Regions from separate parts of the Homo sapiens genome. Here region 2 is linked to region 1. The links are chromatin contacts, found by Hi-C or POLR2A ChIA-PET in ENCODE. All regions are on one chromosome and are shown on one strand. The core of a region is the stretch at or near the end of the contact, and the rest is flanking DNA. Distances in the headings are between cores, read along the strand shown. Region 1 overlaps NYAP2 (neuronal tyrosine-phosphorylated phosphoinositide-3-kinase adaptor 2). Region 2 overlaps DOCK10 (dedicator of cytokinesis 10).

Evidence for each region. Hi-C counts contacts between places; a loop is a spot of excess contacts on that map. ChIA-PET counts read pairs that join two places held with the same protein, here RNA polymerase II (POLR2A). Pooled maps may share reads with other maps.
Region 2: a map of CD8-positive, alpha-beta T cell shows a loop between it and region 1 (5-fold over the local background). The contact joins two enhancer-like sites. A Hi-C loop is called at or near these places in 4 of 168 maps with a recorded cell type or tissue (CD8-positive, alpha-beta T cell, GM12878, IMR-90 and 1 more) and 12 of 50 pooled maps. POLR2A ChIA-PET finds 5 or more read pairs at or near these places in 2 of 52 experiments (activated CD8-positive, alpha-beta memory T cell and activated T-cell).

What each region holds. Positions count from the first base shown.
Region 1 is chr2:225,668,864-225,675,078 of GRCh38, reverse strand. All of the region lies in intron 7 of NYAP2 (neuronal tyrosine-phosphorylated phosphoinositide-3-kinase adaptor 2), which reads right to left. Among named protein-coding and RNA genes, the nearest start is that of NYAP2, 270 kb to the right of the region's middle. Within about 2 kb of position 4,543, at least 2 of the 41 ENCODE cell types and tissues checked have a DNase peak (open chromatin) inside an H3K27ac peak, as active enhancers do.
Region 2 is chr2:224,878,684-224,884,999 of GRCh38, reverse strand. The region is part of intron 7 of DOCK10 (dedicator of cytokinesis 10); the gene reads left to right. Among named protein-coding and RNA genes, the nearest start is that of MIR4439, 130 kb to the left of the region's middle. Within about 2 kb of position 2,304, at least 4 of the 41 ENCODE cell types and tissues checked have a DNase peak (open chromatin) inside an H3K27ac peak, as active enhancers do.

The DNA.
Region 1 (6,215 bases), core at 3,294-5,793:
ATATGACATATGTGGCTTGTAAAAAAATTTCTAGTTAAATAATTTGAGAAGGTAATAATGGATAATCACTCACTTTACTATAGATATTAAGAATTTCATCCTTTCTTTCCTGTTAACACATAAGACTGGGGGCTTGCCCTCACTTTGCTGACACACAGTCTACTCTAAAATCAGTATGTTACTGGAAATATAACATTCAAAATACACCCCCTTTTCAAATTCCCTGAATACTGATGACCTCATGCCTTTGGCAAAGATCGACAGATCTCCCAACACTCCTATTGTGACCAAATTTAACCTCCTGTTCCCTCAACATACTGCCTCCAGGAGAATCTACAAATAGATGAGGTTCAAGATATGTGATAAAACATATATTCCACTTTTGACAAATATCGAGGGGCTTCCTGGTCTCCAGGAAAGGAGAAAAATCAACAGACTAATGACATGTCGGGGGTCATGGTCATAGGATGGTGATTCTGGATTGAGGGCAGTTTTCCTGCACCCTCTGCTGATTCACTTTGCATGTGTCTAGCTTCTCCGCTAATCACTGTAGCACCTTAACACACTTCTGCCCCTCACATACTCACAAGTCAAAGTCCCAGCGGGCAAATATAAACACAAAGATTCCTTGTCAATTTTTCCAAACACACTAACCCTTCCTACAGCCACAGCAAAGCTTCTAGATAAAGGGATGTTAAACTCTTCTGAGGGGGACTAATAAACCCTCAGCTATTTTGAAATTAATTTCACTTGCAAACACCAGAAAACATAGCCCTTCTTTGTACAGCATGTCAGAACACATTTTTAACCCCCAACTCCAAATACCACAACCTAATATACAATCAAAGCCCCAACTCTCTACAAGTTACATTATCTTCAAGTCCCCAGTCTCCTCATCAAAGTCTTGTCAGAAGAAATGAAAGTTTTTACTTTTTTTGTTTCCTCTCTCTCTCTACCCCACAGCTCTCAGAGCAGAAAGCTACTTACTGAAACTCTTTTAGACTCAGCTCAGGCGATTTCAGACTCCAAGCTTTGTGGCTTCACCTGACTTCCTCAGCCCCGAATGGGGTCCTCTGCTCATCACAGGGGAAATTTGTGAGCTACAGTTCTGAAGTCCATCTGGGTCAGGAACAGACAGCCTGCTTTGTCATTGTACCCAAGATAAAAGGGAAACAGAGGACTGTTGGTAGTGAGTACACACAGGACTGTAGACGGCTTTGTTCTTTTCATACTCCCTGCCAGGGAAGAGTGGATAGGAGGTACTATTCCTGGAGTCACAGGCTGAATGTTCTTGTTTTACCACATATCATTTCTCAAAGAAGACTGAGCTTTCTGACTATCCTGCAGATCTAACAATTGCTCTTTAATGCCAGAATCCTAACCCCAAAAGGGTTATATGACTGCAGCATAAGACATTAATTTGATTCACAGTGGTCAAGGTAAGAACCATATCACCCATCACTGCCTAAAGAAAAATTTAAAAAGTGTAGTTTGTAATGAATGCACAGCAATAATCCAAAGATTGTGTGTATTTTTCTAAAGAAATTGTTACATAAGCTTACCTCGTTTTATTGTGCTTTGCTTTATTGTGCTTCATAGACATTGCATTTTTTTTTAAATAAATTGAAGATTTGAGGCAACCCTCTGTCAAGCAAGTCTGTTGTCACCGTTTTTCCAACACTATGTGATCACTTATTGTCTCTGTATCACATTTTCATAATTCTCACAGTATTTCAAACTTCTTCAGTATTATTATATGATATGGTTTGGCTCAAACCAGATCTCCAAACCAAATCTCATCTTGAATTTCCATGTGTTGTGGGAGGGACCTGGTGGGAGGTAATTGAAGCATGGGGGCAGGTCTTTCCCGTGCTGTTCTCATGATAGTAAGTAAGCCTCACCAGGTCCGATGGTTCCATAAGGGGGAGTTTCTCCACAAGAACTCTCTCTTTGCCTGCCACCATCCATATAAGACATAACTTGTTCCTCCTTGCCTTCCACCATGATTGTGAGGCCTCCTCAGCCATGCGGAACTGTAAGTCCATTAAACCTCTTTTTTTTTTTTCCCCAGTCTCAGGTATGTTTTTATTAACAGTGTGAGAACAGACTAAAACATTATATCTGTTTATGGTGATCTGTGATTGCCTTTGATGTCACTATTGTAATTGCTTGGGGGCACCACGAACCATGCCCATATAAGATGGCAAACTTAATCAATTAGTGCTTTACGTGTTCTCACTGCTCCACCAACCAAATATCCCCCATCTCTTCCTCTCCTCAGGCCTCCCTCTTCCCTGAGACATGACAATGTTGAAATTAGGCCAATTAATAACCCTACAGTGGCCTCTAAGTGCTCAAGTGAAAGGAAAAGCTGCACATTACTCGCTTTGAATCAAAAGGTAGATATGATTAAGCTTAGTGAAGAAGGCAAGTCAAAAGTCAATATAGGCCAAATGCCACGTTTCTTGTTGCCAATAGTTACCCAAGTTGTGAATGCAAAGGAAAAGTTCTTAAAGGAAATTACAAGTGTTACTGCACTTAATATTTGAATGATTAAAAAGTGAAACAGCCTTCTTGCTGATATGGAGAAAGTTTTAGTGGTGTGGGTAGAAGATTAAACCAGCCACACATTCTCTTAAGCCAAAAATTAATTCAGAGCAATGCTTTAGCTCTTCAGTTATACGAAGGCTGAAGTAGGTGACTGACCTATGGAAGAAAAGTTTGCAGCCAGCAGAAATTGGTTGATTAGGTTTAAAGAAAGTAGCCATTTTCATAACATAAAAGTGTAAGGTGAAGCAGTAAGTTATCCAGAACATCTAGCTAAAATAACTGATGAAGGTGGCTATACTAAAAAGACTTTTGATGTAGAAGAAACAGCCTTCTGTTGGAAGAAGATGCCATCTAGAGCTTTCCTAGCTAGAGAGAAGTCAATACCTGGTTTCAAAGGACACGTTGACTCTCTTGTTAGGAGTTAATGCAGCCAGTGACTTTAAGTTGAAGCCAATGCTCATTTACTATTTCAAAATATTAAGGCCCTCAAGAATTATGCTAAACCTACTCTGCCTGTGCTCTAGAAATGAAAAAAAAAAGTGTGGATGCCAGTACATCTGTTTACAGCATTATTTATTAAATATTTAAAGCCCATGTTGAGACCTACTGCACAGAAAAAAAAAGAATTCCTTTCAAAATATTACTGTTCATTGACAATGCACCTGGTCACTCAATAGCTCTCATGGAGATGTACAAGGAGATTAATGTTTTTATGCCTGCTAAGATAACATTCATTCTAAATCCATGAATCAAGGAGTAATTTTGACTTTGAAATCTTATTATTTAAGAAATCTATTTCATAAGGCTATAGCTGCCACAGATAGTGATTCATTTGATAAATTTGGTAAAAAAAAGTAACTTAAAAACTTCTGGAAAGGATTCACCACTCTAGATATCATTAAGAACACTTGTCATTCATGGGAAGAGTTTGAAATATCAACATGAACAGGAATTTGGAAGAAGTTGATCTCAACCTTTTGGATGACTTTGAGGCACTGAAGGCCTCAGTGGACTGCAGATGTGGTAAAGTGGAAATTATAACAAGAAAACTAGAATTAGAAAGGGAGCTTGAAGAAGTAACTGAATTGCAGCAATCTCATGATAAAACTTGAACACATGATGAGTTGCTCTTTAGGGATGAACAAAGAAAGTGGTTTCTTGAGATGAAATGCACCCCTGGTAAAGGTGCTATGAACATTGTGGAAATGACAAGAAAGGATTTAGAATATCACATAAGCTTAGTTGATAAAGCAGTGTCAGGGTTTGAGAGAAATGACTTTAATTCTACTGTGGGGAAAATGTTCTCAAACAGCATCATATGGTTTGGCATAGGTAAAGGAGGGAAAAAGAAAAAAAAACAGCATTGCATTCTACAGAGGAATCTTTTGTAAAAGGAAGAGTTAAATTGATGTGGCAAACTTTGCTGTTGTCCTATTTTAAGAAATTGCCACAGCCACCCCAACCTTCAGCAACCACTACCCTGATCAGTCAGCAGCCATCAACACTGAGGAAAGACCTTCTACTGGCAAAAACATAGGACTTGATGCAGGCTCAGATGATCGTTAGCATTTTTAGCAATGAAGTATTTTTTTAATTAAGGTATGTACATTGTTTAGACACAATGTTTACACTTAATAGACTGGATTATAATGTAAAAATAATTTTTCTATGTACTGGAAAACCAAAAAATTATTGAGACTTGCTTTATTGCAATATTCACTATATTGCCATGGTCTGGAATTGAACCCATGATACCTCCAAGGTATGCCTGTAAACAATCCAAAGAAATCTTAGCAATATTGATTTTAATACAGATCCCTGTCATTCCAAAACACATGATAAACAATGAATTACTGCTTGATGCTGCCAAAATGATTGCTGAAAGCCTATGTAGGAATTTTTTTTTTTTTTTTTTTTTTTTTTGGAAAATACTGAAGACGTTTTCCCAGGAAGGACATAAACTAATGCAATAGCACCCCTTTGTGGTGACATAAGGCTATAAAAATCATAACCAAGACCATTAATTTGTAAGGGTCTTTTTTAGAATTTCCTGCAGAATTACATTGAAATGGCCTAAAGACTCATTTAGTAATCCTTTCCTTTCTCTTAGGCAGAACCACACTACTATCATCTCACCAATATGGAAATTTACTGTGGTTTTAAAGGTCTCCAAAGGAAAGATTGCATGACCTCTCCCCGTACAACATTCCAGGGTTCTGCTTTCAGGTCTAATAAAAATAACTTGACACACGAGCATGCACCCATTTCCTCTAGTTAAACCTGCCTCTTTGGTTGAGATGAGAACCAGATGGCTGTTATCCTTTTTATTCCTTGGCATCTATGTACACCAACTGTGAAGGCCAAGGATACAGAACCATAGCAAGATTGTACAAAATGGATTTGGTCAGAGGAAGTAATCATGACCTATCTATAAAACCTTCCAAAGTAGGGCCTGCAAATACCACTTCTGTTTGGAGCAGAAAGTGTTTTAGTGGGCCAGAATGTGCAAAGCACATTTCTTCATTTGAAGAGCTCTTCATCTTCCCCTCATGTAAGGTGAATCGCTGCAACCTGGGTGTACTTCATAACAACCCGACTCTCCTTGGAGGAGGTGTGCTCACACTGCTTTCAAACAACTTGAGTCTTTGGAATGATCGTATCTATTTATTTAACCTTCTTGCCCTTTGCACATCATCTGACTGCTGGACAGAACGGAAATAAAAATTGTTATTTTTCTCTTTTTAAAGTCTAACACAATTACACATTTTCTACTACTGAACTGAATGCTACTTTGAATTTTCTCCATTTCAGCATTTTAAATATTAATAAAATTTTGATTTTTTTGTTATTCACTTTAGCAGTTCCCAGTGGTTTTCAAATTATAGAACAAACTGAGCTCTTCCCAGAACATTCTGGATATTTGTTTTCATAGGGTTGACATTACAATACTGTGTTTCTTTCTTCCTTTTTTTTCTCACTAAATGATTTTTTAAATTGTAATCAAGAAAAATAAGTTGTTGAAAATGTAAGCTGCCAGTTTTATCTCTAGTTAGGGTTTATTTTTGTAACACATAATCAGTTGAAATATATAGAGATTAGCTTTGCCCATTTTTGTCCATACGAATGAGCTTTTAAGGGATGAATTAAACAATGGTGTCTTATTTGTAGTAGGTAGAGACGTGATGTGCAGAAACCTACGTTAAGGCCTTTCATTTTAAAACAATACAGGGTAATAAAAGCCAAATTCACGTGCCATAATGACTTTTGATCTCTTTTGTAAAAAGAAAGAGATAGAGTCATGAAAAATAGTAATAATTAACATCTGCTCTGTATGTTCATGTACCACATGCTTTATGCCTCAGGTAGATAACATACATTGTAAAAGAACAGCCAACTTCATGTTCCTGCCTGAAACCTCACTGTAAATAAAATATGAGTCAGACATTCATTATGTAGTTTTTGGTATTCATACTTGTCCTTAATCATCCTCTATTACGTCTGTAGTTAATGCATATGCAATCAATTTTAAGCCATTAGCAGCAAAAAAAAAAAAAAAAAAAAAAAAAAAAAAAGCAGGGGACACCAATTAGGACACAATTTTTTTCTTTATTTATTCCTGTGTATGTAATTACCTTACATTAATAGTTTGACTTGTCAAGTAATTT
Region 2 (6,316 bases), core at 1,055-3,554, 790 kb after region 1:
AAAAAAAGAATAAGCAAAGGCAGCAAGTTCAAAGGCCCTGCGGCAGGGGCAAGTCTCAGATATTCAAAGACAAGCAGATAATTAGCACCCATGTTTGCTGCCATGTAGAGAACCCCTGAGATAATGAAATTCAGTAAAATAATATGCAAATGACATGGTATTAACATACGCACTTCAAATATGTTATTTTATAATTAAGTAATAATGATAGAGTAAGTTGACAGTGTACATATGCAGCATCTTTCTTCTAAGAGGTGGCTGTCTTCAAAGACAAGGATTCCACTGATTCCAGAGAGTCTAATTTCAGAAGCAGACATAGTGCTTTTAACAAATAATGTTCTCTATAAGCTCTTGGTCTTCAAATTATTGTCCTTAGTATGAAATTCAGCACGGGCCACTGTGGCAAAGGGAAGCAGAATAATTCCATAGACCCCATTTGGACATTTGGCTTTCGAATCGCTGCTTCCTACTCTGATGAAATAACTGACCTTATTCCCTTTTATGTAATCATGGGAGCAATCAAAAGTGTTTTAGCAACCTTCCCTCAAATTTCACAATGGCACTGGCTCACTGAGGTCCAGGACTCTATTTCTGGTCACAGGCCAGTAGAGAAGTACTTTCTGTTACCCTCAAACCTCAGCATTCACCTAGCTTGTTACGAGCTGAAATTACATCACAGACCACTCCTGGAGGCCCTTGGATATGTGGATGCAAGTAGAGTTCTCTCCAGTCATTTAGTCCCGGCCTATTTCTGGATGGTTTATCTGTTAAAATCTGGAATTCTTCCAGGAAGTAATAAAGCTGAACTTTAAAAGGAAAAAATTAACTGTTTCTGAGCACTCTGCTGCAAGTGAAAGATAATTGCATTTTAACACAGATGCCAGCTTTCCATATGGAAAGGGCAATAATGACCTTAATGGAGGGTGGAGGCTATTTTCTACTGTTGGTCACAAAGGACACCTTTTGGCCTTAGAAACATGAAGTAAAACGTTAGCAGTAAAGATCAATAACTGCATTTTATAGACATTGAGCAGAAAATGTTAAATATTATCCTTTCCATTTGTACTTGAAAGCTTTCTCTAGCAAATGAGTCATCATTTTTTAAGAAGTACCATTGTAGTCTTTTGTTATATATTAAGTTTGCAGAAACCCAGGTTAATATGCAATATTTTTCTTCTTCAAAGAATCATAGAACTTATTGCTCTAATCTGACCTTCCTATGGAGGAACTGCTTCTCCATCATCTCTTACTTAGATTGTGTTTCAGTCTCTGCTTAAACATTGTCATGGAAAAAAAGGAGTATTGAAGGGAAAACACAAGCTTGGGATTCATGCAAGTCCGCATTCAAATCCTAGTTTTACCATTTACTACCCAAAGACTTTGAGTAAGTTACTTGACCAATTTGATCTCAGGTTCCTCATCTGTAAAACTAGAACAATGTGCTAATATGTGAAAAGAACTGGGAGATAGTGTATTTAGCCTTTCTCCCCTAATTCTTCCATTAATTTCAAAGGTCACAACCTAGGATATAGACATTCCATTATGGGAAAGTCTTCCTAGAAAACCTTGATTTACGTTCCGGATATTTTTTCCTAAGTGTGTTAATTTATCTATGTCTTTATTTATTCATTAACCTACTGATTCATTCAACAAACCCACTTAGTGCCTATGACATGCTAGAAACTACACCCAGGTGTGGGGAAGTCAATTCTTTATTGAAGTCAGAATCAGAGAGGGGCATCGCTACTTGCTCACTATCACACGATATCTCGAGAGCGATGATGGAGGTATGAATGGCAGAGACCATGGAATGCTCTGGGAACATGAAACAATGATGAACTCTTTCAGCTCAGGCTGTAAGTCTGTACAGAAAAAGCTGGGCCTGTCTATAATATTCCCCAAGGTAGATTTGGCATATGTATCTTTTAAAGAGTTCACCTCTATCCCTGCATTTATATTCCTCTTCATCAAGAAGCTTTATCCAGTATTCTCTACATCCTTTGTAGAGGCAGGGACCAGTTTCTTGGGATCACTCTGGGGAGACAAAACCTGGGTCACTTGTCACTTTGTGTGTGGGTCCCAGTTCTTACATATTTGCTTATAGTTCTTCCAGATGTGTAAGTTTTTACATCTGGAGAGAATTTGAGTGAAATAGTGCCAGTTTAACCATAGTTCTAGTAAGCTCTCAGGCATGAAATGTGCCTGAAGATGAATCATGTACACACAAAAGCACAGAGCAAATGAATAACTAGGATGAATCAGACCAGTTTTATGAAGAATCATTGCCAGGTTCCGTTGAATCAAACAAAAAAGAGGAACAACGTCTCTGCCTCAGAAAGTACTACTTAGCATCCAGCATTCTTAGGGAGTTCAAGTTCATTATAATCTTTAGTGAATATGCCATTTCAGTTTGATTCATTCAGACTTAATCCATATCATCGTTTTCCTTAGAATACTTTGGAATTCTTAGACGTATATTACAAGGGTGGCTCAAGTAGAGAGAAACTCCTTCCCAGCTTTCTCAGAGACTTTAGGTAATGTTTATGACTGACAATTTCCTGAATCTTGGCCAAAAAAAACACAAAACAAAACAAAGCCTAATCATGGTTTTCTATTTTTTCATAATATCATCAAAGAGTATTAGATATTTTTTATGGGCCTATGCTCCCAATCTGGAAAAGAACTTGGTTTTTGCTGCTTCAAGTTTTTTCTTCTGGGACTAAGAGATATTTAGGCCTGTGTTATCCTATCTTGTTCCTTCAGTTCATGTATTCATTCATTCATTCTCACATTCATTCATCTATCCATCCATTCATTCCAGGTTCTGCCACTGTAGAAGAGAATGAACAGCCCAAGAATCTCATCTGTTTTAGGTCCCTATCTCAGCAATGATAATAAGCTGATGTCACTTTAGACAGGCTTACATGGGTGTGGACAGTGTGGTGGACAAGGCTCATTTCCTTGAGTCTGCCACCATGTGGATATGGGTTCCAAGACAGTGGCTTCATGTGACTAACCAAAGGCTAGAAATGCAGATACCTCCTGTAGGTCAAGCAGCCCCCTGCATGCATGAAGAGAGGCCAGGTGTGAGAAACAGATGCAGCTTGGACTATGTAGACGTGGAGAATGCCTGCCTACAGAAAGCAAGTCATATTGGGAGCAGGGGAAAGAACATTACAAGGAAAACAAATCTAGAAGCCAAATATGACCCGTAAGCCTCGCATTAGCAACTCAAGTTCTGAAAATCTCACTTCCGAGAACAATAAGAACCAAAATTATACTTGTGGTTTTCTTCATCTAATATATTATTTGACAGCACTTGATGGAACATGAACTATGATTGTTCCATTTATTAAAATAAAATTCAGAGAGGTAGAGTGTCTTTCACAGGTCACAGAGCTAATGAATTGCAAAGTTTAACTTGAGGCAGAGGAATGTCCAAAATTACAGACAGATGCCCAAAGAAATGATGTATTATCATATGTAAAGTAGGCATACCCACATACATACATTTATTCTACCTACATAAGCTATGTGGGCAGAAAAAACACTACAAAGATATGTTCATGTGGAGCTTTAAGCAGTGAATTTTAGATATGGGATTCATTTCAGCAAATACTAGTATATATTGGAAAACTTGCAATGTGCAAACCATTGTGAAAAGAGCAAACTCTGAAAATAGGTGTGGCTCATGTCTTCAAAAAGCTTCCAGGATGTGGGAAGGATGCACAGAAAAAAAAACAAAACAAATATGGTACATGCAAAGAAAACAAGTAACACACTTCAAGCAATAAGTCCTGATAACATATGCAAGAATGAAATTACATTTATCACTGCATGATGCCATATCATATTACACACCTATTATATACATATATGTGTATATATATGTTACATATGTTGTCTTTCTGCTTATTTGCTTACTGACATTTCATTACACTAGAAGGTAAGTTCAATGAGGGAAAGCACTTTACTTGAATTTTTTCAGTTCTGTGTGACTGAAACATAGGAGGTACCCATTTAATTTTCACTGAATGAATGAACAAATAAACCTACAGAGAGTGGAGAGGATTTCATGGAAGGGAGCCATCGATACCAGAAACCTGGATTTGATGTTGTATGATTCCCTTAAGACTCTTCTTTTGTTCCTGCAAAATTCTATACAAGATACTAGCCACATAATAGGTATAATTAAATATTTGATTTGGGTAGCTTCCCTCTTTGATATTCAGTCCACCATTGGCTTGAGTGATTTTCTTGGAGTATCTACAGTTTGGAACTTTTTCAGATGAACATTGTGGAAGCAGAACAGTTTGCCACAACTCACTAAACATATCATGACAATAAGACATATTCACAGGTTCCTACTATTTATGAAGTCATGTAAATATACTATGGTAAGGTTGACTGAACAAAGTAGTTGCACTGGCTGCAAAGGACACTGATATATGAGAAATAGAGGAAAATTTGGGGGAGCAAAAACAAGAATATGATTACTTCTTGATTACCATTTTAATGACTTAACAATCATACTTCAAAATTATTAAAACTTCCTATTGAAATATCCCATTGATTTTCAATTTTTGCCCTTTTTGCTATTCTATATGACATTATCTTTGAGATTACAGACAGCAAGATCGAAAACCACTCAGACATCTTAATCTTTCCCAACATAAGCTTCTCTGGGCTGCAAATGGTTCTATTTCTCTTGAAATAGAAGAAGGTAATTTAGTTCTTGAGACATTTCAAATCGAATATTTATTTTAATTATAAATGTCCCTTTTTGAGAAACAAGATTGTAATACTTTGCTCAAATTTTTAAGAATATTTGTGATTATATTGTTGAAGCCGGCAATCATATTTAATTCATTTGAAGTACTGAATGCAGTTTAGACAATCAAATCAACTCGTTTATATTTTGTAATGTTTCATTTCAAAATTTTGTTAGTGTTCGGCATCTTCATTCGAAAGCAGGTTGCAACTCAATCCACCTTTAATTTGGACCCAATATAAGCATTTTAGGTTGCTTTTTATCTCCCTTTTAACATTATTTGCAGCATCAAATTCATCACTCAAATTCTTTCATTTGTTTGTTTTCAAGATAACACTGAGATTTGCTTGCATTTTTCTATAATCAAATACTTAAAAATGTCCTTGCAAAAGTTGTGCACCAAACTCTGGACATTTACAGTTCTTTTATGAGTGTCTATTTCTTTCTTTTTTAATTTTTTTTTTTATTTTGAGACAGAGACTCGCTCTGTCACCCAGGCTGGGAGTGCAGTGGTGCAATTTCGGCTCACTGCAACCTCTACCTCCTGGGTTCAAGTAACTTTCCTGCCTCAGCCTCCCAAATAGCTGGGAATACAGGCATGCACCACCATGCCCAGCTAATTTTTGTATTTTTAGTAGAGACAGGGTTTCACCATGTTGTCCAGGCTGGTCTTAAACTCCTGGCCTCAAGTGAGCTGCCCGCCTTGGCCTCCTAAAGCGCTGGGATTACAGGAGTGAGACACTACGCCCAGCCCTGAGTGTCTATTTCTATTCCTGTTGTTTTTTTGAAGGAAATTGTGCTGTGATAGAACACCTGTCTTTCCTTTTATACCTGCTCTGCAGCCATCTTGTCTTTGCCCTTAGACTGTCCATCAGTGAAGGTCGCAGGTGATTTTGTAGCCCTTCTTCGTCAGAACATCCCAGAGCTGTGTGTGAGGACACGTGGAGGACATCTACCCCAGTCCTCCTGGGGAGAGTGGGGCGTCTAGGAATTTGCCTTCGGAAGGAAGCTGCCTAGATGTTTGCTTTGCACACTGAAGTTTGAGGCCATGGGCTTTCTGAGTACCCTCCACTTTGTTTACACTGCAGTCAAAATGATTTTTTCAAAATGCAACTCTGACCTTTTACTTGTCCACATACTTCTATTCTATGTTCTCATAGAACCCAGTACCTCTTTTTCAAAACATTTGTACAAAATTTAAATATATTTGTTTTCTGATTTCACATTTGTCTGATTAATTGCTTAATGCCTGTCATTCCTATTCTGCAAGAGCAGGGACTGGCTATGTTTTTGTCCAACACAAAGTATGAACACAACAGATATCTCTTTGATAGTCAATTATATCGCTGCACTTAGCACTGAGGATACAAATTTAGGTTCTGCCCTTCTAAGACTTGTGGACTATAAAGAGCCAGGCCTGGGACTGCCATTATAAGGCAAAGAAATAAATAATACTTGATGGTAATACAAAAGTATGGACAGGAGCAAAGGGCTCATCCTTGGAAGTCTAGAAAGTGATGTTTGAGCTGTGAATTTCCACATGAG